4 separate regions of the Homo sapiens genome follow, and all the other regions are linked to region 1. The links are chromatin loops, found by intact Hi-C in ENCODE. Cell type or tissue: GM12878. All regions are shown on one strand. Each heading gives the region's core, and the rest is flanking DNA. Links, peaks and the distances in the headings are about the cores only. Region 1 overlaps CREB5 (cAMP responsive element binding protein 5). Region 2 overlaps CREB5 (cAMP responsive element binding protein 5). Region 3 overlaps CREB5 (cAMP responsive element binding protein 5). Region 4 has its middle 100 kb from the start of TRIL.

Region 1 (6,037 bases), core at 661-5,660:
AATGCTATAAGTTTTAGTATATGAATACATTTTTTGGAATGATATGAAAGAAACCATTAACAAGGATCACCTGTGGGGGAAGCACTTTGGAAGGCAGAAGGAAAGGAAACTTTACTTTTCATTTTATGCCTTCCTGCACTGTCTGAAAGTTTTCAGTGTGCACACATTGCTTTTATTCTTAAAAAATGGCCAACAGACATTTGTTCCATATAACACAAATAACTAAATTTCAGATGTTCAAGAGGAGAGAGAAAAGCAAGTATTGAGGCTCATAGGATCATGTATGAAAAACACTCTGTAAACTTAAAAAAAAAGTTATATGAGTATAAGGTATGCATGATGATGATGATCAGGGCAATTATGATGATGAGGAAAATAAAAATCAGGAAAAGCAGGGTGACGGAGAACAAAGACCCAAAATCAGGGTGCAGCTTGGAGACCACTGTGGAACGGGAACAGCCAGATGGCATCAGCTGATTTGTTTTTAACAAGATTTAACATTAAGTAATGTACCTCCCAAAATGTACACCCAGTAAATTAAGGCTGTAATTCCATCTTGGTGTTATGGTGACATGAAAATCCACTCAAGCTTTTCTGTCAGGGTTTATGAAGTTATCAAAGCCCCTTGATGGAATTACAACACTATTATGTACAGCTGGAGGGACATTACTCCTTATCTTAACAGCAGTTAAAAGCACAGTGGCACAAAAGGGCACTAAAATACCAGTTTCTTCTTGGTGAGCAGCAGAGAGAGGGTCACACACACACTCACACACACACCCGTGCACTCACGTCCCTCTGCATTACTGATGATTGGTCTGAGGTGCTAAGTGTTACATTTTCCACTCTGTCTCTTACAAGATTTAACAGAGTTGTTCATAGATAACAGTGACGGTGCAAAACAACCAGTGTTTTACCACCTTCTAGACATAAAGGAACATTGGCAGGTAATCAATCTTTGTTTCCCTCTGCCCCTGCCCCCCGAAGAGGGGTCATAAACATATTAAGCAGGAACAACGACTTAAGGTATCTAAAAATAAATAGCACAGTGGTTATGAGCACAGGGTCTGGATTCCGTCTGGCTTGGAATCTGGCTTCACTACTTGCTAACTGTGTTACTTTAGGCAACTTACTTTGCCCTTCTGTGCCTCAATTGCCCATAAAACAGAAATAATAATGAAACTTACTCTTCGGTAGTTGTGAAGATTAAACAAAATAATATCAGTTAATGCTTAGTACAGAGTCCAGGTACAAAGTAAGCCCTTGTCAAACGTTGGCTACTGTGATGACATCAGCTGCATTTTTATTTTCTTTGCTTAGTGGCAAACAAGCATATTTGATAACATAAGCCAAAACTATAAATAGCTTTAAGTCACACACTAAGGAATTTAAGAATCATGGATCCACAATAAGATTCTCCATAGAAACAAGAGAGAATGGTCAGGATAGCCCTAACCTTTGAATTGAGCATAAAGAACAACAACAATGACCTTTTCAACCACAGTAGAAGCCATTGAGACAAAGTTGTTAACTGGTTAAGTAAAAAGTTGAATAAAGGGGAAACACCATAAACATGACAGGTGTATATTTTCAACATCTTTTTAACTTGAAATGTGTAAAAGCACCTGACTGCCAATCTTTTGATACAGGACTAAGGTTTTGTTTTTTGTTGTTGTTGTTTGTTTGTTTGTTTTTTGTGATGGGGTTTTACTCTGTTGCTGGAGTGCATGGTGTGATCTTGGCTCACTGCAACCTCTGCCTCCCGGGTTCAAGTGATTCTCCTCCCTCAGCCTCCCAAGTAGCTGGGATTACAGGTATCGGCCACCACGCCCAGCTAATTTTTGTATTTTTAGTAGAGACAAGGTTTGCCATGTTGGCCAGGCTGGTCTGGAACTCCTAACCTCAAGTGATCCACCTGTCTCGGTCTCCCAAAGTGCTGGGATTACAGGTGTGAGCCACCGCACCTGGCCAGGATAAAGGTTTTTTCTCTGAGTGGGGTCTGCTGACTGGGTTCTGCGCATTCTTTCTTCCATAAGCCACACTCCTAATATATGGTCGATGACTTCTAGTTTTAGATTTTTAACAGTAGAGCAAGAACGTAAAGACCAGTGAGAGTGCAGAACCTGTGTGTATTTCCCTAAATACTTTCACAAGCTTTTATACTTCTCATCCGTACTTAATTTAATAGCATTTCTAAGAGTTTCTCCTGTATCATGTTTTTGCAAGCAATCAAATTAGGTCTTTCTTTTCATGCTCATATTTTATTCATTTACGCATTATTTAATTAAGTTATTGAGTTACAGCAATAGACACAACTAGTATTGACAGTTTGGAAATACGTCTGATGTTGGTAAGCACAGGACAGGACTGGTGGTTGCAAGCATTCAAGGTGGCGTGGGTATCAGTGGGTATGTTTTCAAGAGAGAATGAAGAGCATCAATTAATTCAGCAGGTGGACTCCATGTGGGTCCATGAAAAGAAGCTCTCCCACATGCTCATGGGTATCATGGCAGAAGGAGGTAACAGGGATGAAAGCGCCCTAGGTGTCTTTTACTGCAAGAGCTCCTTTCTGACCTTCTTACAATCACACCTTACTTTCCTGATCTCAACTCTTCTTTTCCATCAACACCTAATCCAACCCTAAAAGCTATCTAAGACCAGGGAGGAAAACAAATATGCCAGAACAGAAAAAGAGCAATTTTTAATATAATCACAGAATTTTGTGACATGAGAGTAATGGTGTTACTTCTAAAGGCTTACAATAATTACCTAATGGAATGGTATAGAAGAATTCATTTGGATGTGTGGTGAGAAGATGTGGGCAGAGGCAGCCCAGGGGAAATCATGAAGCCTCCTCCCGTATCCCTTGTGCAGCCTCAGACTACTGTGCTCTTTTACCCAGCACTTCCAAATATAGATGCCTATTAGAGCTATCATCTCCTCCTTCCACCCTGCCCTCCTCAATCTAACTCAAAACTTGTTCTTAGGAGCCAATCTAATAAACTCATTCACCCACACTATTAACAATTAATGGGACTTAATATTATTTTTCCCAAGGGATTGTATATTAGAACCAATAAACAAAGTATCAAGATGACATGTTAAAAGAATAAATTTCAAATTGTGGATTTACAGGGCACCCAAGGAGATTTAGGATACTCAGAAAAATTATACTAGGCCCTTTGAAATCACATTGAGCAAAAGACCAGGTGGTCGATATTATAAAATAAGCTGAGAAACTGGTATGGTTTTGGAAATGCCCTTTATAAAATATGCTAAAGTCTTCAACGTTCCTTAAAAATATAAACTAGTCTCTCAAGACTCTAGGCTTGATGTCAAATTTCCCTGAAAGACCCCACATTACACGTGTACCATGCATCCTTGGAAACAGCCATAACAATTTATGCCCAATGAATGAGAAAGAATGTTGATTTCACTTGCTTTACAACTTAGGCGATGGTGGGCTGGTTACCAAAAATGTCTGTGCTTATTTTCAAAACTGATACCATGATGGTTCATCAACCACCATTTGTTGAGTTCCCACAAGGTGACGAAGGCAGGTTTTGTCTTTGGAGGATGTTAAGGGCTGGGAACCTTGACATATGTTCAGCCCTCAGGGACTGTGCCTTTACTCAGACTGAAACTTAGTGACTGAGGTTAGGCTAACCTACTGATTAGGGAGCAGACCTTCCCATGGCCTGAAGGCTGTAGGAGTCCAAAGGCAACACCTGAAAATGATGTCAACCACAAAAACACTTAATTGCAAAACTATTACTTCTTTTATTTGTATAGAATAAAATATGAGCAAGGAATATAGATGTGAACCAGATAACAGGCTGTTGCTAATATCTTGAGAAACAGGCTTTCATTCAAGTCTTTTACCGATTTTGTGCCTAAATTCCCTTATTTGTAAAACACAGAAAATAATACTTACAGTGTCTTGGAAATTCTGTGATACTTAAGTGATATTTAAGACATAGGCCTTAAAGTTTAGCAGCAAGTAAGAGCAGACAGCCAAGGTGGGCTGGTGACAGGCAGTGGATGTTTATATTTGATCCAGCAGGATAATCAGTCATAATTTTAATCAACTAAGTAATAACAGCTAACAGTTCCTGAGTATTTACTATGTGCCAGGTACCATTCTGAAAACCTTTAAAGAATTACCAAATTGAATGGTCACAGGACCTCTTTGAGGAAGACACTGTTATTATCTCCAGTGTACACAAAAGAAAACTGAGACATGTAGAGATTAAGCAACTTTCCAGTGATGTATGCAATAACTTTCCAGTAGATGTATAGAAAGATGTCGAACTATTAAAGTAAAATACCATAGCAGGTTATTAGTTTCAAGCCATAATGTATGTCTCAGCAAACAGCAGAGAATTAAAATCATACTAAATACATTCTCCTGATCACAATGGAATTAAGCTAGAATCAATAATAGAAAGATATCTAGAAAATACCTAAATGTTTGGACTTGAAACAAGATGCTTCTATATAACTCATTGGTTAAAGATGAAATCACAGTGAAAACAGACACTATTTTAACTGAATGATAATAAAAACATAATATATCAAATTTGTGGGATACAGCTAAAGTTGTGCTTAGAAGGAAATGCACAGCTTTAAATGCACATATTAGAAAGGAAAAGTGGCTGAAAATCAATGATCGAAGTATCCATCTTAAGAAGTTACAAAAAGAAGGGCAAATTACACCCAGAGAAAGTAGAAATTATAAAAAATAAAAGTAGAAATCAATGAATTAAGACACAAATATACAATAAAGAAAACTGACAAAGCCAAAGCTTGATTCTTTAAAAACACTAATAAAATTGATCAACCCCTAGCAACGTCGTGAAAGAAAAAAAGAGAAGAGTCATATATTATATCAGGAATAAAATAGGGGACATAGCTACATATGCCACCAAAAGATAAAGACTTTAAGCGAATAAAGGTTTCATCACAAGACAGAGTCCATGTGTCTAGTTGAAATGGAGTAAGAGGCCAGGCACGGTGGCTCACGTCTGTAATCCCAGCACTTTGGGAGGCCGAAGCGGGCAGATCACTTGAGGTCAGGAGTTCGAGACCAGCCTGGCCAACATGGCGAAACTCTGTCTCTACTAAAAACATAAAAATTAGCTGGGCGTGGTGGGGAGTGTCTGTAATCCCAGCCACTTGGGAGGCTGAGGTGAGAGAATCACTTGGACCCGGGAGACAGAGATTGCAGTGAGCAGAGATCGCGCCACTGCACTCCAGCCTGGGCAACAGAGGGAGACTCTGTCTCAAACAAAAATAAAAACAAAACAAAACGATAACAACAACAACAACAAAAACCATAGTTAAGAAACCATGGAGGCAACATACAGATTTTTTCCCCCAGTGTTTTTGTAATTGACGTTTCCCTTGAACTTGGTCACATTCGATTACAGAGAATTACTAGTGAAAGGTCTAAACCTTCCTGTACATCAAGATAGAGTAAGGCTAGTATGTATGTGGGTAGAAACCCAAACGGTATTCAAATCTGCTAAATATAAACAAAGAATGGATGCCAAAAAGAAGAATGTGCATGTACTGACTCCAATGTGCAGGGCTTGAAACTGACATGAAGTTCTCCTTTCTCATGACAGACTCCTGTTCTTATTTTTTACTTTGAACAAATCGGTTATGAATTTTGGGGATTTGTAAGCATACCCTGTTGGAAATTCACATTTCTTTAATCTGCCTCCTCCTTTTCACTCCCCACAGAACGTCAAGCAGCTCCCAAGTTCTGCCTCTGTTAACTCCCCCTGTATTCATGTAAATAGGCTATGATTCAACTCCATCCAGTAACCCCAGCTGTCTCTGCCATCTCCCATCTTTGTACACCTCCATGTCCATTTCTGAGGCATTTGCATCAGGTGAGCTGTCTCAGAGTATAATTTTAAATGGCCATATGCTCAACATAATTGCATATACTGTGCTATGTTAAAAAAAAAAGGCTTTAAGTGCATGTTGTAGGAAATTCTTTTGTGTTTTGGTGGTAAAGTTCAGAGCTGTT
Region 2 (6,037 bases), core at 713-5,712, 96 kb after region 1:
CAGCTCCAAGCTCAGCCAGTCAGATTCTACTACCTGTCACAGATGGGAATAGGAAATGGTCTTGCCTTTGAGGTGCTCTTGGCTTAGTAGAGGAGGTACTTCAATACACACAATCTAGCATATGGTAGGCTCTCAATAAATGACTTTAACACCGACACCACCTGTATAAAGTGGGTAAGACAATTATTCTTTTACTTTTGTTTTGTTTTGTTTTGTTTTGAGACAGAGTCTCACTCTGTTGCCCAGGCTGGAGTGCAGTGGCGTGATCTCGGCTCACTGCAATCTCCACCTCCCGGGTTCACGCCAGTCTCCTGCCTCAGCCTCCCAAGTAGCTGGGCCTACAGGCACCCACCACCACGCCCAGCTAATTTTTTGTATTTTCAGTGGAGATGGGATTTCACCGTGTTAGCTAGGATGGCCTTGATCTCCTGACTTCGTGATCTGCCCACCTCAGCCTCTCAAAGTGCTGGGATTACAGGTGTGAGCCACCACGCCCGGACCTACAATTATTATTTTATAAAGAATTGGATTCAGAGATGTCACCCAGCTATTAAAAGGCAGAGCCAGGACAGAAACCACCAAATGTCTAGTTCTTTTGTGCTCTCTGCTCTCAAAGAAAAGGGCGATGAAGACTTCACACCCTAGAACACAAGGAACATTTGGTTTGTATTTTCACTGGTGTCATATTGTGGGAGCTGCCAGAAGCCACATCATCCCACCAAGTTAGCTCCAAATGCTCCAGTTTGTGTATAGCTTCCTGGAGCTGGGGAGGCAGGAGATGAGTGTGGGGGAGGGGAGGGGCGGCTGGGGGGACCCAAAACAAACAGACCAACCAAAAACAACAAGGAAACAGTGGGCAGACTGTCGAAGGGAATAAAGTGGGAGGGGACGATGGTCTGCCTGAAGATTCCCTTGGAGTCACGTGTATTTTCTGGTGTCTGGTATAGTTGACTTCAGGAAAGGTGCTCCAGCTGGTCCAAGGGCTTCCTTCAGGGAATAGGGACAGAATCAGAAAATTAAGAAAGTAACATTCACATTCTTTGTTGGGTTTGTTTGGTTTTGTTTGTTGAGGTTGTTTTGCTTCTACCATGAACAGGCCTTGGATACCCTCAGCAAAGCTGCAATCATTCCCTCACCCTCTCAAGTATGTTAGAAGAATAGGCCGGGCGCAGTGGCTCACGCCTGTAATCCCAGCACTTTGGGAGGCTGAGGCAGGCGGATCATGAGGTCAGAAGATCGAGATCATCCTGGCTAACACAGTGAAACCCCATCTCAACTAAAAATACAAAAAATTAGCCAGGCGTGGTGGCGGGCGCCTGTAGTCCCAGCTACTCGGGAGGCTGAGGCAGGAGAATGGCGTGAACCTGGGAGGCGGAGCTTGCAGTGAGCCGAGATCGCGCCACTGCACTCCAGCCTGGGCAACAGAGCGAGATTCCGTCTCAAATAAAAAAAAAAAAAGAAAAAGAAGAATATTGGCTCCCGGGACCCACTTTCACTCTTCAGTAAAACCCTGCTCCAAGGTCCAAGGATTCTTAGTTTCTTCCTCCACTTGACTTTGCTGTTAAAGTGCAAAAACAAAGTAATTTCCTCTTTCTGCAGCCTACTGTAGAACCTGATAGGCAGAGCCTATCTGAAGAGAAAATCCTTTTGTAAGATAGATGGCTGTTGGAACATCTAAAAATAACTGCTTTCAAGGAGGCTGGCTCCATCAAAGAAAGTCTGAGTATAAATGTATTAGTCGGTTCTCACACTGCTAATAAAGACATACCTGAGACTGAGTAATTTATAAAGAAAAACAGGTTTAATTGACTCGCAGTTCCACGTGGCTGGGGAGGCTTTACAATCATGGCAGAAAGTGAAGGAGGAGCAAAGGAACGTCTTACAAGAGAGTATGTGCAGGGGAACTGCCCTTTTGTAAAACCATCAGTTCTCGTGAGACTTATTCACTATCACAAGAACAGCATGGGAAACGCCCAACCTCATGATTCAATTACCCCCTACCAGCTCCCTCCCACCACATATGGGGATTATGGGAGCTACAACTCAAGATGAGATTTGGGTGGGGACACAGCCAAACAATATCAGTAAACTTACTTTCTGGATTACCATTTAAGATTAGGAAGAAACTCATGACATTTATGACCCCACAAGAGTCATCACATCCCCACTCTGCTATGGTTTCAGGGTGATAGAGTTTCCTCTAGAATTCTTTCTTTCAAATTCTTCACTAATTGGATTTTCTCTGGCATCAGGGGGAATTGAAATGAGCCCAGAAAACAGAGCCAATAGCTTCAGGTGCCGACAGGGGCAGACCAGCAGGAGAGAAATTCTCACTGTGCTATACTAATCCATGAACACAGTGGCAGGGCTAAATAAGCACCAAGTCAGGCTTCTTTTCTTCCTATTTTTTAAAACACAGCTTCTCCTCTGGTGGAGAGGCCAGTGGAAGAGTCTTTCCCCTGCTGTGACTTGGTTGAAAGGAACAATGATTGACCAGCTAATTTTCACTTTGTTTCCCCACGACAGTTCAAAGGTAGGTATTCCAGCCACCAACCTCTTCATCACTCCATGTCCATCTTTATTATTTTCTCAGGAACCTGGCAAACTAGCTTCCTGAGTTGGGCCATGTTGAGAAAGGAGATAATTTGCAGCCTGAGATTCCTTCCTGTGGGCCGCAGGAGACCTCTTTGTTGGGAAAAGATGCGTCCAATCTTCTGTTGCCAAGACCTTATGTTTCTCCCCCAGATTCCAAATTCATAGTCATTTAATATTTTATGCCAGATCAATTCAGGCACATGGCAAGGGGACTCCCACAAACTAGCATGAACACTATCAAAATCTTTATAAAGCATTTAATGGTTTGCACTTTTATACAAGCATAAAACGGTGCTGATTAATTGATGGAGGGGCAACAGGGAAAAGGAACCTTCTGAGTTTTGTAAAGACACCAAATTAATTCCATCTTACAAAACTAAGTTTTCCATTACAAAATTTTTTATGTTTAATCTAACTTTCAAATCACCTAGCACCACTGTCTTCTATGTGCTACTAAATTCCACCTCAAAACACCATTCTGACTTGTATCAGGATCTACCAATACCGCTTCCACATCTCAGGTAAATGACCTATGGCATTTGGGTATCTGGGGCTGGGTCAAGCTGCAGAGGAAGAATTTGATGGCAGGAGAAACATGTGTCCCAAAGAGTCATCATCATCGTAAGTGAATTATCATTTTATATAATTAGCCATAAGGTGGGGAGGCAAGATGAGACAGTGGCTGAGGAGGAGAGGGGTTAAGTGGGTAAGGGGACAAGTTAGTGGCCTAGAGCCTGTGTTGACTCCCCCTCCTCCAATTTTTAGCTAAGGAACCTTAACACATACAGGTATTCAATACATATTTCTGGAATGAATGAATGATTCCACCTCTCTAAATCCAGTTTTCCTGCCTGTAAAATAGAGCGACTAAGTGTTGGGAGACAGTCCTCTATGGACTATGTATGTCCTAGCAGCAGAGGTACAGATGGCCTTGGTTCTGGAATTTTTTCAAATATGTTTGCACAGCAGAGTTAGAAGACAGACTTAGTGTGTCCCTCTGGAGCAGATGGCAGGTTTGCTTACTGTCCAGTGTAATAAAGATATCTCCCTTGGGAGCAAAGGTCAGGCAAGGCTGCTTCCCCCAACATTAAAAGAGAATGAGATTTCTAAGCCCAGAGTTCTTCAGCCATAATGTAAACTCCCTGCATGTTCAGCAGCCACCTGGGTCACTCCACATCACTCTCATAGGAGCTAGGAACAAGAGGAAGTGATATGAACATGAGGCTGATGCTGCTTGCTGGCCATGAGTAATAAAGAACTTTGTGTCTGACCCAGGAGTCTCATAGCTACTGCCAGCATCCATGAAACTAGTAGACTAATTAGGTTGCAAGTAGGGGGAAATCTCAGCTCTTCACAGTTCTTGACTTTACCTTATAGAGTTGTTCTGAAGATTAAACGAAATAAGGCATATAGAGAGCTCTGCAGTGTCTGGTCCAAAGTAGGTGTTCAATTAAAATTAGCTTCTATTACTGTCCTACGTAAGGAATGATCTTTGAATGTCTGTATATTTGAATGACATATTTTACATATGCATTTACCCTAATTATTCAAAAAGAGAATGTAATAGAAAATGTGACTAAGTGATCTTAACAATATTAAGAGACTCAATGATGAGTGATACTGACTCAAGATAAACTCTGATATTGAGTCACAACATTACAGTGATTAATGTGACTTTAACCATTTACTATACAACTTAGTGGTTAAAACTCATAAAGGAAAATGCAAATCAAAACCACAACGAGATATCATCTCACCCCAGTTAGAATGGCTATTATCGAAAAGACAAAAAGTTAACACATGCTGACAGTGTGGATGCGGGAAAAGGGAACTCTTATACACTATTGATGGGAATGTGAATTAGTACAGCCATTATAGAAAACAGTATGAAAGTTTCTCAAAAAACAAACAAAAAAAACTACCATATAATCCATCAATTCCACTGCTGGAGGATTTTGAGAAACATATCAAAAGGAAAGGAAATCAGTATACCAAAGGGACACCTGCACCCCCATGTTTGCTGCAGCACTATTCACGATAGCTAAGATATAGAATCAACCTATATGTCCATCAACAGATGAACGGATGAAGAAAATGTGGCATATATACACACTGGAATACTATTCAGTCATAAAAAAGAATGAAATCCTGTCATTCACAGAACATGGATAAGCCCGGGGGACATTATGCTAAACAAAATAAGTCAGGCACAGGAAGATAAATACTGTATGTTCTCACTCATATGTGGGAGCTAAGGAAAAAAATTTTGTTTAATCTCATGGAAGTAGAGAGTAGAATTGTGAGTATTAGAGGCTGGGAAGGGGATGAGGAGAGGACAGTGGGAGAGGTGGGTTAACAAAGAGTTAGGAGGAATAAGTTCTGGTGTTCCACGGCACTATAGGGTGAATATGGTTAACTGTAATTTATTGTACATTTTCAAAAAGCTAGAAGAGGGCATTCGAATACTTACAACACAGAGAAATGATAAATGTTTGTGGTGATCAAGTTACCCTGATTTTATCATTATGTTGTATACATGTGATACAAAATATCACTCTGTATCCTGTATGTATAATTATTTTAAAATTTAAAAAAGTTTTTAAAAACCATAAAGAGCTTGACTTATATTCCAGCTTTTCTACCCATAAACTATAAGACTTTGAGCAAATGACACAGAGGTTTTATCTTCCAAAATGTGGAGATTAAAAGTAGCTCCAGTTCACCTGGTGCTATGAGGATTAAACATGATGGTAACTTACAAAAAGTCAAACATAGTACCTGCCACATACCAAATATTCACTAAAGGCTGAGTATTTATTATTTTTTTCAAAGAACAATAACATCAAGAAAAGAGATGTGATGCTTTTGGTATCTTTGGACTTTTATATTAGCTTCTTTAATCCTCTCAATCATTCTGGGAGGTAGGCAAAATAAATATTAGCCCGACTTTACTGATGGGAAGCTGAAGTGAAGGGAGGTTAAGTGGCTTTTCCAAGATCAAAGATGTAGCAAATGGCAGACATTTTATATTTTAGAGTTTCTTTCCATGTGGAGAGCCACCAGAGATTATCAAGTGGTAAAGATCTCTCTGTGCTTTTGAGTAACAGGCTCACACATTACCAGGAGCTGGAGAATGCATTTGGCCCAGCTCGACAGCCTCATGGGCTTGGAGCTTTCAACCAAATGCAAACTTTTAGAGTGTGTGCATTTAGGTTTTGCCAAGAGTAGATGGCTTTCTATTTTTAAAAGGGAGGGGGAAAGCACACTGGAAGGTATTTAAATCAAGCTCCGAAGTCTTCTTGGACATCAAATAACTCTTAGAAAACAACATTTTGATGAGTTAAGTATAAATGAATCAAAACCATATGAATTAAATTTCCCTTGAAATACACAAGGGTCTAAAAATTAAGGGGAAAAATGCATTGATAAAATACATTTGGGA
Region 3 (6,037 bases), core at 632-5,631, 82 kb before region 1:
GCTGATGGGAAACTGAGGCTCAGAGATATTATATAACTGGCCCAGAGTCATCCAGGCACGTCAGTGTAGGAAACTGGGCATGAACCTAGGATTGCCTGGCTCTGAAGCTGATGCTCCAAGCACTCACTGACCCATATCACAAAGTGAGCACTAGGAGCTGTCAGACCATCTGGGCCAGCCTTTCCTTTTATAGGGAAGAGTTACAATTAACAGAAGTTCAGCGAGTAAACTCAGGGTAGGAGGCAGGCATAAGAAATCAGTTCTTCAAGATTGTTTTTTTTTTTTTTTTTCACGTCTGTTGGCGGAACAAGGAAAAACGAAGTACAATTTGAGAAAAATGTTCAACTTAGACACCAAAGTAACAAGAGGATTTACTGGGGTGAGGCAGAAGTGGAGGCTTAAAGAAGGAGCCAGATAGACCCTCTTTTTGTACACAGCCTGTTAATCTTTAAAAATGTTGGCTACCTATGGTATGAAATTCAACTTTTTTAAATTGCAAACAAACTTGGGATTTCCACACGCATTATTACTTATTAATCATTCATTAAGCATCTGTTATCAAATAGGTCTTAGCCAAACCAAAGGGCAATTAACTTTTTCAAGAGTAAACAGAAAATGAGTTCACAAATTCCCAACTGTTCTTCCCTGCTTCTGACATAGATAGGCTCAAGTATACGCACTCAAAAACTTGGAAGAGAACATTAAAATGAAATAGTAAACGCTTGATTCTTCTTTGGCTTTAGAATTCACGCAAATTAGACGTGCAGAGTCTAAAGGATTTCCTTATTTAATTGGCCTCAATATTTCATTTGCACTTACTTATTGGTCTGTGTATTTCAGAGTGCTTTATCTATTTGTAACGGCTTCAGACTATCTGGTTTAGGTTGAATACCTGTAGAGGGCAGCATGTCATATTTATTTAAGGGATGAATCCAGAATCTCTGCTAAAGGTGATAATGGAGGAAGTTGTCATCACCACCATCATCATCACCATCATCATTGTTCTTATCATATCCCTGGGTTTTGATCTTAGAGAAAATCTCTGTTACAAAGTGGCAAAGTAGACTATACAATCTCCCCCCATCTTTATGAACGTTAATATTCTGCATAGTTTTCTGATGCATTATTTTATTCAAAATCAAAAAGATTCTCTTACTTGCATACCACAAAACTCCTCTGCTATGTATGATGTTGGCATAAAATTCTGTCATTCTGCTGTTAAATAATTCAAAACCATTTAACATGACATGAAGAGACTTATCATTAAGCCACGGGCAGGGGAATCAAATGGAAAGAAAGTTCCTCACTGAGATATGTTTTCACTCAAATTAGTCTGTGGTCAGACACAAACACTCCCTGTAGAATCTGTTTCTTTAAGATTCTAAAAATAAATCTTGATCTGTAAGTGACTTTGCTGTAATACATACAGTGAGTCAGATCAAGGAGTAAGAGCCATTTATAGAATATGAACTAAACTCTGGCCTGAGACAACCATTTAACCCTCGCAAACAGAGAAGCGGCATTTCAGATCATGCAGTTTGATCTATAAAGCTATTTTGACATATAAAGACTCTTTTTTATGATGACTCTGGCTAAAAATATTAGAATATGCCTAGAGGCAATCACAAGGACAAAACTTTTGGTAACAGGAAGATTAGCTTGACTGTACATGGTACATCTATGTGTGCATGCTCAGAACGTATTCTAGGTATGCCTGTATTCCTATGGGCTGGACGCAGTGATAAGTTGCCATTCCATGCATCCTCCTATAAAGAAGTAGATGGGGACAGGTGCAGTGGCTCATGCCTGTAATTCCAGCACTTTGGGAGGCTGAGGCAGCTGGATCACCTGAGGTCAGGAGTTCAAGACCAGCCTGGTCAACATGGTGAAACCCTGTCTCTACTAAAACTACAAAAATTAGCCGGGCATGGTGGTGGGTGCCTGTAATCCCAGCTACTCTGGAGGCTGAGGCAGGTGAATCCCTTGAACCCGGGAGACGGGGGTTGCAGTGAGCTGAGATTGCACCAGTGCACTCCAAGACTCTGTCTCAAAAAGAAAAAAACCAGAAGAAGGTGGGAGTATTTTTAAAATTATTATTATTTTCAAAAATAGAGATGGGGGTCTCACTATGTTACCCAGGCTGGTCTTGAAACCATGGGCTGAAGTGATCCTTTTGCCTCGGCCTCCCAAAGTTCTAGGATTACAGGCATGAGCCACCACACCCAGCTGGTGGGAATATTTTAACTTGCATTCCATGGTGATTTAGAATGGCTTGTGTGCCCATAAATAAGTCATTGAACATCTCTGAGCCTCAGTTTCTTCATCTCTAAAACAGTAATAAATATAATCTGTACCTCAAGAGGTTGATGTAAGGATTAAACAAGATAAAGCATATAAAGTACTCAGTACACAGAACACAATTTTAAGAAATGTCAGCTAATATTCTGTTCTTCTCAGCCCTGGCAGTTATAGAATGGTGTAATTTTCTTTTTGTTCTTTCTACGCCTTTGCATGTCCCTTCATTTCTAGAGCATGTCTTCATAGTCTTGTAAATAGCTGCCTTATAGAGGGCATGTCTGGTGGCTACAGGTGGGTAAGGGTTTTCTTTCTCCTTCTGCATGGCTGATGTAATGAACATCTCTAAGGGGATATATGATTGAAGGGTGTGGGGAGTGTGTGTGTGTGTGTGTGTGTGTGTGTGTGTGTGAGAGAGAGAGAGAGAGAATGTGTGTATATGTGTAAGAATTCACATTGCGGAAAGAGAAATGTGCCACCCTCCTCACCAAGTTTCGCTCACAGGAAAACACGTTAATTGTTGAGTAGTCACATTGTGTGCACACTATCTCAAACCTGGCACACTGCAAAGAGCTGCTTTACAAGAAATATGACTTCATATCACAGTGTTAATCATTGACCTCCACCCTGGTAATAAGATCTTTTTTGGCCTTGTACAAGTAGAATCCACCTGAGACTTCCTCATCATCTATTCGCTAACAAATTGGCAGAAGTATTAGGAAATTTCACCTTGGCGTTTGGGTGAGTCTTTTCCATCAACATAGTTTATTTGGATTACAGGCTCTTCCTCAATTAAAACAATAAATCAGCCATTTTCATTTTCTTTTCACCTCTGGATATATGTTGTCCTTAATACTTTAAGTTGCAGTCAGAATGCTTGCTTGGTATGACGACATCATCCTGTCTTTCAGGTGTAGTTTCAGGGTCACACAGAACACTTGTGTCCGGAAGGTTGACTTCACAGCGCACCACAGACACATTCTGCTACTCAGGGGAGTGAGATCATGGGCTGGCATAAATTTATCACTCTTTTAAATGAACGGGGTTGAATTCTATCTACTAACCTTGATCAGGAGGCTAGTGATACTGGCTGTGTAAAACAAAACAAGACAAAATAAACAAGGGAAAACCACAGCGCATGTGGCCACTTTGTTCAGAAGGTGACACCACTGAATTTAGTCTGTGAAGGTCTTGTCACATGAAAGCCTAGAAATAGCTATGACCTAAACATGAGAGTAGAAGACAATCCGGTTAGAAATGAATGAACACATTCCATTGTGCTTGTATAGTGTTTAAAATCTATTTTGGGGCAAAAGGGGTATTGTAAATACTTTCCCTTGTTCATAACTATCATAACCCAAACTTTCTGGCTCTCAACATTTTCCAGTGACCCTGCATGCCTATAATTTTTTACACACCACCTGACCTGGCAAGAATTATGCTACCAGAGATGTGGATGCCCTGTGACCCCCACCCCCCAACCCCGAATCCCCAAGGCCAGCCAAGACTAGATTGGACCTTATGACTGATTCTAATCTGGATGTCTCAAGGGGCTGTCCTCGTCTCACTGCACAATTCCAAGGCCACTTGGTTCTGATGGCCCTTGGGAGATGCTGCCATATTAGGCCTGTGGAAATGGCCACATCATTCTAAAATTATTTTGGAAGTAGAGATTTAACATAACTTTTTGGATTAGCATTCAATTCCAAATTTGGGGCTGGGATTTAGGTAAAATTAATTTTAGGGACTTCTTATTGGGTTTGCGAAATGTTAATTCCAGCAAGTATTCCTTTATTCTTTAATACCGACTGGATCACAGACTGTGTCTTTTTTCCATTTGATTCTCTCTTTGGTAACAGTATTTCTAGGAAGACTTGGCTATCTGTATAGACAACTCCTGACTCTGAAGTGGTTGACTAGATAGGCTTATTACTGAATTCAGGTCAATTCGTGGCCGCCTCCTCTTTGACCGTAGCGGCTCTGGATGTCAATGAGAGGGTTAAAATGGGGCGAGCCTGAGGCCAGTTATGGAAAAGAGGAGGGAATAGGCATTTCCTGGATATACAGTTCCTAGTATCTCCACGAGGCCAAATATAATTTGTATCTAGAAACTTACCTTCTGCCTACCTTCACTACCTGAGAGAATTCCCTCCAGAGATAACGATGATCTTTTATTAGGCACCAGAGCGTGAAGATCTGGAGATGCTGAGACACAGCCTTAGAGGGTGTGCTTTCACAGGGAAAAGAAGCTCTATGATTCTTTAATCACAGAATTCCCTTTTAGCACTGTTCACTGAGACACTAGGTATGAGTGGCACCCCCCTCTTCCAAATGGATTTAGTTATAGAAGAAATAAAAGGACTTCCATATGGAAGAAATTAAAGGACCAGCCTGGGTAACATAGTGAGACCCTGCCTCTTTAAAAATAATAATAATAAAACAAGAACAAAGTGAAATAAATTCTAAAAAGTTTGGTTTGTTCTGAGTTTTTCTAGAAGAATCTATGAGACGACTGCAAAAATTGTTTCCCTTATCTATACAGATTAAATATATCCCCAGTTAAAATTGTACCGTTTTAAAAATTATTATTTTGAGAAGCTTCACTTCATCAAGTCTATTTTATTAAAATGATGCCCAAATTCTGCAGAGGCTTAGAAACCCATCAAATTTCATTTTTAAAAGTATGGCATGTAATGTATAGTATTTCAAATAATTTTCACATATTTTTTATAACAGAAAATGGGCAGAAGAGGCTCTGCCTCTTCCTTAATACACCCGAGGCTCAGAAAATACAACTAACCTAAGATCTCACCTTTGGCACATGACCAACATCCAGGTTGTCTGGCTCTGTGTTCAGTGCTATTTCCTATGAGCCTCTGCTCCCCACAAGACTTGGAAATGCCCTCTTGATTCTCAGGGTTTCCTTCATCGTCATCCTGGAGTAACAGAGGTGGGCTTATTTTATTTCATGAATGATAGTTTTATGTACATGACACATTTATTTTAGAGATGAGGGTCTTGCTATGTTGCCCAAGCTGGTCTCAAACTCCTGGCCTCAAGTGATCCTCCAGTCTCTGAAGTAGCTGGGAATACAGGCATGAGCCACCATGCCTAGCTCAAGAAGGGGGTTTATTTGTGTGGTTTTCTCACTGAAGAGGATGGTGCCTGTCTCAGTGTAGAATGACGGAAAAATAAACAGGCAGCAAACAATGTTCTCTTTTTAGCGCTCTCAAAGTCCACTCTAGTTATAACAGGCCAATAAAAGAGAAGACATTTGTCCAGCAGAAACATTTGCCAGTGAGGAACATTCCCTGTGAGATCCAGGTGTCTGCTTTGTTGGATGAATGGCAGATTTGGAAAGATCTTCTCTTCCAGATCCAAGCTATAGGCCATCTAGTGTAACCTTGGAGCCACGATGGCTGAGTTCAAACCCCACCTCTACTGTTTACTAGCTGCAGGCCTTTGAGCAAGTTCATAACTTCTCCATGCCTGCTTTCTTCAGCAGCAAAATGGGGACAATAATGATGATATCTGCCTCATAAGATGATTTAAAGGCTTAAATGAGTTAAATCTAAAGTGTTTAGAACAGGACTTGGCCATGTGCCCAATGAGAGTGGCTATTTTTATTTTCTTAACCAACGAATTCCTCAATTTCTTTATCTATAAAGTGAGAATGATAGAGCCTCTAACAAGAATCAAATTATATTCTGTTTTGGAAAGTTCTTTATAAATCATAAAATTC
Region 4 (6,037 bases), core at 433-5,432, 310 kb before region 1:
TTGCACCTGGCTTATTTCACTTAGCATAATGTCCTCCAGGTTCATCCATGCTGTTGCAAATGACAGAAAATATGGTGTACATATATAATGGAATACTATTCAGTCTTAAGGAATTTTTGTCATTGACATTTCTTTTAAAGTAGGGAGATATCACGGGGGGATTTGCATTTTAGGAAGATGAATGAGAGAGAATAGCGATATGGAGGCAGAGAGATCAACAGAAGACCATTTGCCCCAAGAAAAGATTTGTGAAGGCCTAAACCCATGTGGGGATCAGAGGGAGGAGCAGGGACTAGAGGTACTCTTCAGAGAACCCTTACATCTTGGGTTCTAGTTGGATGTGAGAGCTAAGCAAGAGGAAATCTGGAATGCCTCTGAAATTTCTGTCATGAGCTCTTGGGAGAATGCAGTTTCTGGCATTGTTAATTCAGCTCGTGTTTTCCAGATGATTAAGAGGTTAGAGGCAAGAGAAAGAAGACGATGAGGTTCCTTAACAAAGTGTTACATTCGTGGTTCTTATGGTATGCCCAAGTGTCCACACAGAGAGAATAATGGATTCAGGAGAGAGGTCCACGCTAGAGATAAGGACTTGGAGGTCAGCAGAGGTCTGTTCATCTCTCGAGGAGGGAGAATAGATAGGAATAGGGTCAGGAAGGTGGCCAATACAGAGCCTTGAACACACCTACTTTAAAATCTGGAGGAGTGGGGGTGAGAAGGAAATCCTTCTAAAGAGGGCTGAAAAGAAACAAACAAGACAAACAGGAGATAAAATCCAGACAGAGTTGTGACTGAGCCCAAGGGACGGTGTGAATCTCCAGGAGAAAATAGCCCAAGAGGTAAAAATTCATGGAGAAGCCAACAGAATATCCATGAAAGTTATCCACTTAATATAGCAAGCCATTTGCAGGCCAATGATAATTACAAAAGCCATTTCAGGACACCAGATTGTAGAGGGTGGACTTGTAGCATGGTAGGTGTTCATTAAACATTTGTTGGATTGAATTACACAGGGTTACTGCCATCCTGGAACAGGCCTTGATGCTCAGGGAAGGGGTAGATGTTAGAGAAGGAATGCGGTCTTTATTGGACATTCCAATTTGGTCTAGGACCAGTAGCCCTGGATCAATCTAGAGAGGAGGCTTCCTCTTCCCAGCCTGTTGAGTCTTTGCCAACATTTTACTGCTCTGATCCATTATCAGTGTGTCACCCCTTTGCCATGCATAGAAACAGTAAGTGCAAAGAAAATGCACTGTGGGGGTGGATGACTCAGGAGGTTTGGCAATGGATAAACAGCATTTTACCTTTAGTGGTGATAGATAGAGGGCCCGCAAGGCAAAGACTGCTGTCTGCTTCTCCTCACAGGCGTCCTCCTCCTACTGTATTTTTGTGTAGCTCCAAGCATGCCACAAGTACCCACAACAAACCATTAATTAAAGCTGGTTTCTGGTCTAGGTTTAAAAACTCCAAAGTTGTCACATGGAGGGGTGTGTGTGTGTGTCAGAGGGAGAGAGAGAGAGAGAGAGAGCTTCACTAACCTTTATAGCCACTGCCTCTCTTATTCACCCATCTAACTTAGCAGCAGGCACTGAAGCCCAAATCGAAGAAGAAACCCAGTGTGCTCTGTCCTTGGAGGTATCTCCAGAGTACAGTGTCTTGTGCCTGCCACTGCTAGACATTCAGAGAATACTGACTGACAGATAGGAGGGATGAGGTGGCATCTTCTGGCACTCTGAATTTCCTTCATACTTTTTCTGATTTGGATTGTGTGGGTTGTACCAGCTAGTGTTCAACCTCAGACACAGAACCAATATATCCATTCAGAGATGTCTTACTAGGAATTGGCTTATGCTGGCCGGGCGCGGTGGCTCACGCCTGTAATGCCAGCACTTTGGGAGGCCGAGGGGGGTGGATCATGAGGTCAGGAGATCGAGACCATCCTGGCTAACACGGTGAAACCCCGTCTCTACTAAAAATACAAAAAAAATAGCCGGGCGTGGTGGCAGGCGCCTGTAGTCCCAGCTACTCGGGAGGCTGAGGCAGGAGAATGGCGTGAACCTGGGAGGCGGAGCTTGCAGTGAGCCAAGATCGTGCCATTGCACTCCAGCCTGGGTGACAGAGCAAGACTCCATCTCAAAAAAAAAAAAAAAAAAAAAAAAAAAAAAAAATTGGCTTATGGTGTTGTGGGAGCTGCCTAAGCACATCCAAAGTCCACAGGACAGGGAGTCAGGAGGGGAAGCTAAAAAGCAGAATGGAGCTCTGGGCATGGCTGCGCTGTTGTTCATGGATGTGACCTCCTCTCTGTCTCGGTCTCTGTCTCTCTCTGGGGAGTCTTGGCTGTGCTTTGAGGGCTTCCGACTGATTAGGCCAGGCCCACCCAAGTTATCCAGTATAACCTCCCTTACTTAAAAGTGAACTGATTAATGACTTGAATGACATCATCAAACCCTTTCACAGTAACAGCTAGATTAGTGTCTGGTGAATCAATGGGAACTTTAGCTTAGTCAAGTTGACATATCAAAAAAGCCATCACATGGGGTTAAGAATAATGTTAGAGATCCTGTGGATAGGTAAAGAATAGGGTGTGTGTGTTTGTGTGCATGTGGGTGTGTTTACGCGTGCGCGCGTGTGTAGGGAGGGAGGAAGAGGGAGTTGGAAGTCTTGGGATCCTCCTTTCTCTTCCCTTTGAAGTCTCACAGAAGTCTGTCGGGGGAAGATAATTGGCGTCTAACACCTTGCCGAGGGAAACCATGCCCTGAGGTTCTGCAACCCCGACACGCTGATGGAAGAACCATGTTTGCTGGCAGAGCCCCTGGTCCAGTGCCTTAGATAGGAGGCACCCACCCCGCCGGCAGGGCTGCTCCACAGTGTTGTGCGGCATGGCGCCTGGCGCCGGATGATTTCCCCACGGCGGCGCCAGAGGGCGCCCGAACTGAGGATTCGGCCCAGGACTCCCAGAGGAGACCGGCAGGTGCGGCGACGCCCAGGACTCCCGCACGCCCCGCGGCCCCGGCACGGGCACCGCACCTTCCCTGGCTACCAAGGCTACCTCCTTCACGTGCACATTTCAGGGATGGGCAGGCCGACTCCTGGGAGCAAGGAGCTTGTCTTTGTAAAGGGCGGGAGGAGGTGGCTGCTGCGGAGGGAGGCGGCAGCCTCAGGGCCCGGGAGGCTCCGTGCCTCTCTAGTCCATGCTCTCGGCTCCTCCCTCTTACTCTCAGACCCAGGGTCAACTTTTCTTGGGGCTCGGACTTTCGGAAGGCTCGCTGTCCCAGGAGGGAGTACGGCCCCGGCATGCGCTCCCCGACTTGGCCACCGCCTCCCTGAAATCCTCCCGTGGGTGCGCAGCGTGCCCGAAACTCAGCCGAGGTGCCCCCTCTGCGCGCTCCACACCCGGGCTGCTGCGGCGTGCAGCGGGATCTGCGCTTCCCTGCCACTTAACCGCCCCTCGCAGAAGACCCTGCCCCCTAAAAAGTCAGGGCCCAAGGCAAAGAAGCAGGTCTTTTGCGTAGTTTTTGTTTTGTTTCAATCAGGAGTTTAAAAAGGATGTGTACTAATGTCACCCTTCTCTCCGTTAAACGTTCAGAATCTTAATGCAATGCTTTTTAAAAGCAATACAAATTTTGAGGGAAAGAAAAATCACTAGAGGACTTTATGGTTAAAGGTTTTAATGCAATGGTAGTATTACAAAAATAACTGGCATAGTTTTTTTTTTTTTTTTTGCAATTCTCAAAGGTGGTGGTGAACAAGGACAAAACAGATCAGACAGTTGGAAATAATAAAGAAAGGCTTCTGCGCTCATAATTTTCACTGAAAGTGCTCATAATTTGCACAACTGGAACAGTTAAACACTCAGTGAGACTGAGCAATAAACACATTTCTCACTCAAACATAGCAGAGGTCAGGGAAGGAAGCCCGTGTTCTTCTTTTCTTGTCGGATGTAGGCACCTCCCTGGCCACAGCTTATTCGTGTGGTTTTGGAAAACTCTGACAGAAATGAGTGTCTGGGAGGCTTCTCAGTTGTCAAGAGGCTTCTTATATTTCCTAAAGAAACTCAACCTAGATTCATTAAGCCAAGTCACAGAGCAAAGAGAATTAAATATTTTTCTAAGGCTGCAACTAATCCTGAAACTTATAGTGGGGGAGGGGAATCTGACATATGAAAGGTCTGTGATATTTTTATGGAAAATGTATAGAGATGTTGTGTTTAAATATCCTCAGATGAGGAAAAATGGATTTTTTTTTTGTTTTTTCAAAACAAAAACCAAATGATTTTCATCCTCCTATTCCCAGACCTCTCCTTATAGACTTCAATTAAGTATCCTAACGTCTTTTTTTTGAGTCATTTAGGAAAATACTTATATGTCAGTGAAAGCAGGGAGATCCTTTGAAAGATCTTGCTAATGTATGTTAGAGTAAGGCCAGCTCTTGTATTTATGATGGTTTTTCTTTTTCATCGAAATTGTAGGCTCACATTAAGGATTTTCCCTCCCTTTATAAACATCGGCACAGTGCCGTAACTTCCTTTATTTGCAATCAGTTATCCCATGGTTAACAAAGAACTTTTTTAGAGAAAAATGTGGCCTAATGAAATTCAGTAATTCTTTATATAAAGAAAAAAGGATCTTTTATATGCATTTTTATATGCATTAAATATATAAGCATGGTGTGTACCTGGTAAAGTTGATTTCTGCTGACGATGTAACACAGGTAAATCAACATAGGGTCTCTAGCACATTATAGGGTACACTTTATTGGGTTTTACCTTCAGGTAAAGACTTCTATTAAGAATATACAAGTGCCTGCATACCTAACCTGCCTTGTTTTCCACAGGGCTGTATACATAATCTCTTTTTAAAAATTTGTTTAATCAAAGCTTGCTATATTGAATACATTTAATTGGAATCCAGTGGTTAAAGAATATAAAAATTTACTGCTGTAGAAAAGTTTTGATTAGTGCTTTCCATTAGTGAGTGTTGTTGAGTAAACCCTCTAACAGCATATTTGAGTTCAGACAAGAACTGACTTAGCAAAACAGGTGATACTTTCAACTGTACAAATATATTATTTCCCATAAATATTCCTAATGAAAGAGGTGGTCTGTTTCAGAGGAAGTAACTGCAATGACGACTTTTAAATAATCGGAAAAAAAGTTCCCAACCTTGATAAATATGTGCACAGGGACTGAAAGGGTGAATTATTAGGTGAGGAAAGGTAGAGTCTAGAAATCCTGCCCCATGTATGTTATAAAGTAAGCTGCACAAAAGCATGGCAGATAGCATCTGTGAGCCAATGCCATTTTCCTGCATCAAGATCTTTCCCTTTCTTCTTGCATCAAAAAAGTGAATTCAAATACAAAGAAAGGATGTTTTACCCTACTGAAATGTTGCAGGCAGAAGAAAGTTTGTGCTTTTTCTTTTTTTTACAAAAAAAAGAAAAAGAAAAAAATACGTTTGAACAAAATTAAAATACAAGAAGGTTCAATTCTCAGAATTTAACAATTAATTTTCATTCAGTGCTTAGCTATCAACTACAGACTTTATTAGTTAACAACAAAAGCAAAGATGCAGGTTTAAAAGGGAACTTTGGTTCCCCTTTTCCCATTTATGATTCTCCAATTCAGGAAGGGCTACATTTCTTTTCAACTATGTGTTTAAATCTGGAATCAAGATGGGAGTAGTTAAACCACCGGCTGTGTCATGAAGTAACAAGTCAGGGTTCTGTGTCTCAAATGACAAACGTCTGACTTCACCTATTGCATGGAAAAGCCCCATGTACTGGAGTCAGAGGTCTGAATCTAGATTTTTCAACTATAGAATTCCAGCCCATTTTTAGAGGGAGCTAAGTGCTGTGAATATCTTCATGCACATGAAGTGTGTGTGCGTGTGTGTGTGTGTGTGTGTGTGTGAAGGCAACACAAGTGGGCAGGGCAGTAGAAGAAAGGGAGAGGAATTGGGGATGCAGAAAGCCTCTGCTTTGGAATATTACATGTTTTCCTTTTCTATTATTCACAATGAATTTAAAGAATATTTTATAGAGA

Evidence for each region. Peaks named below come from ENCODE experiments on the same cell type or tissue, not always from the same donor. Only the 100,000 strongest peaks of a DNase experiment are listed, where the experiment ranks them.
Region 2: a loop joins it to region 1, with 5 times the contacts of the local background. A loop is called at or near these places in 3 of 110 quality-filtered maps.
Region 3: it touches region 1 in a loop (5-fold over the local background); 7 of 110 quality-filtered maps call a loop at or near these places.
Region 4: a loop joins it to region 1, with 2.8 times the contacts of the local background. A loop is called at or near these places in 6 of 110 quality-filtered maps.

Annotation. Positions count from the first base shown.
Region 1 is chr7:28,537,319-28,543,355 of GRCh38, reverse strand. All of the region lies in intron 4 of CREB5 (cAMP responsive element binding protein 5), which reads right to left. Among named protein-coding and RNA genes, the nearest start is that of CREB5, 130 kb to the right of the region's middle. In GM12878, for the core only: no CTCF peak of the experiment used is centred there; a DNase peak (open chromatin) is centred at 3,605; H3K27ac peaks cover 1,103 bases.
Region 2 is chr7:28,440,974-28,447,010 of GRCh38, reverse strand. All of the region lies in intron 1 of CREB5 (cAMP responsive element binding protein 5), which reads right to left. Among named protein-coding and RNA genes, the nearest start is that of CREB5, 31 kb to the right of the region's middle. RefSeq lists an enhancer at 170-329. In GM12878, for the core only: no CTCF peak of the experiment used is centred there; a DNase peak (open chromatin) is centred at 3,812.
Region 3 is chr7:28,618,930-28,624,966 of GRCh38, reverse strand. The region is part of intron 5 of CREB5 (cAMP responsive element binding protein 5); the gene reads right to left. Among named protein-coding and RNA genes, the nearest start is that of CREB5, 210 kb to the right of the region's middle. In GM12878, for the core only: a CTCF peak has its summit at 891 (motif pointing right); a DNase peak (open chromatin) is centred at 3,376; H3K27ac peaks cover 1,479 bases.
Region 4 is chr7:28,851,248-28,857,284 of GRCh38, reverse strand. No RefSeq gene overlaps it. Among named protein-coding and RNA genes, the nearest start is that of TRIL, 100 kb to the left of the region's middle. RefSeq lists a silencer at 2,972-3,171. In GM12878, for the core only: a CTCF peak has its summit at 2,916 (motif pointing right); a DNase peak (open chromatin) is centred at 2,924; H3K4me3 peaks cover 723 bases; H3K27me3 peaks cover 248 bases.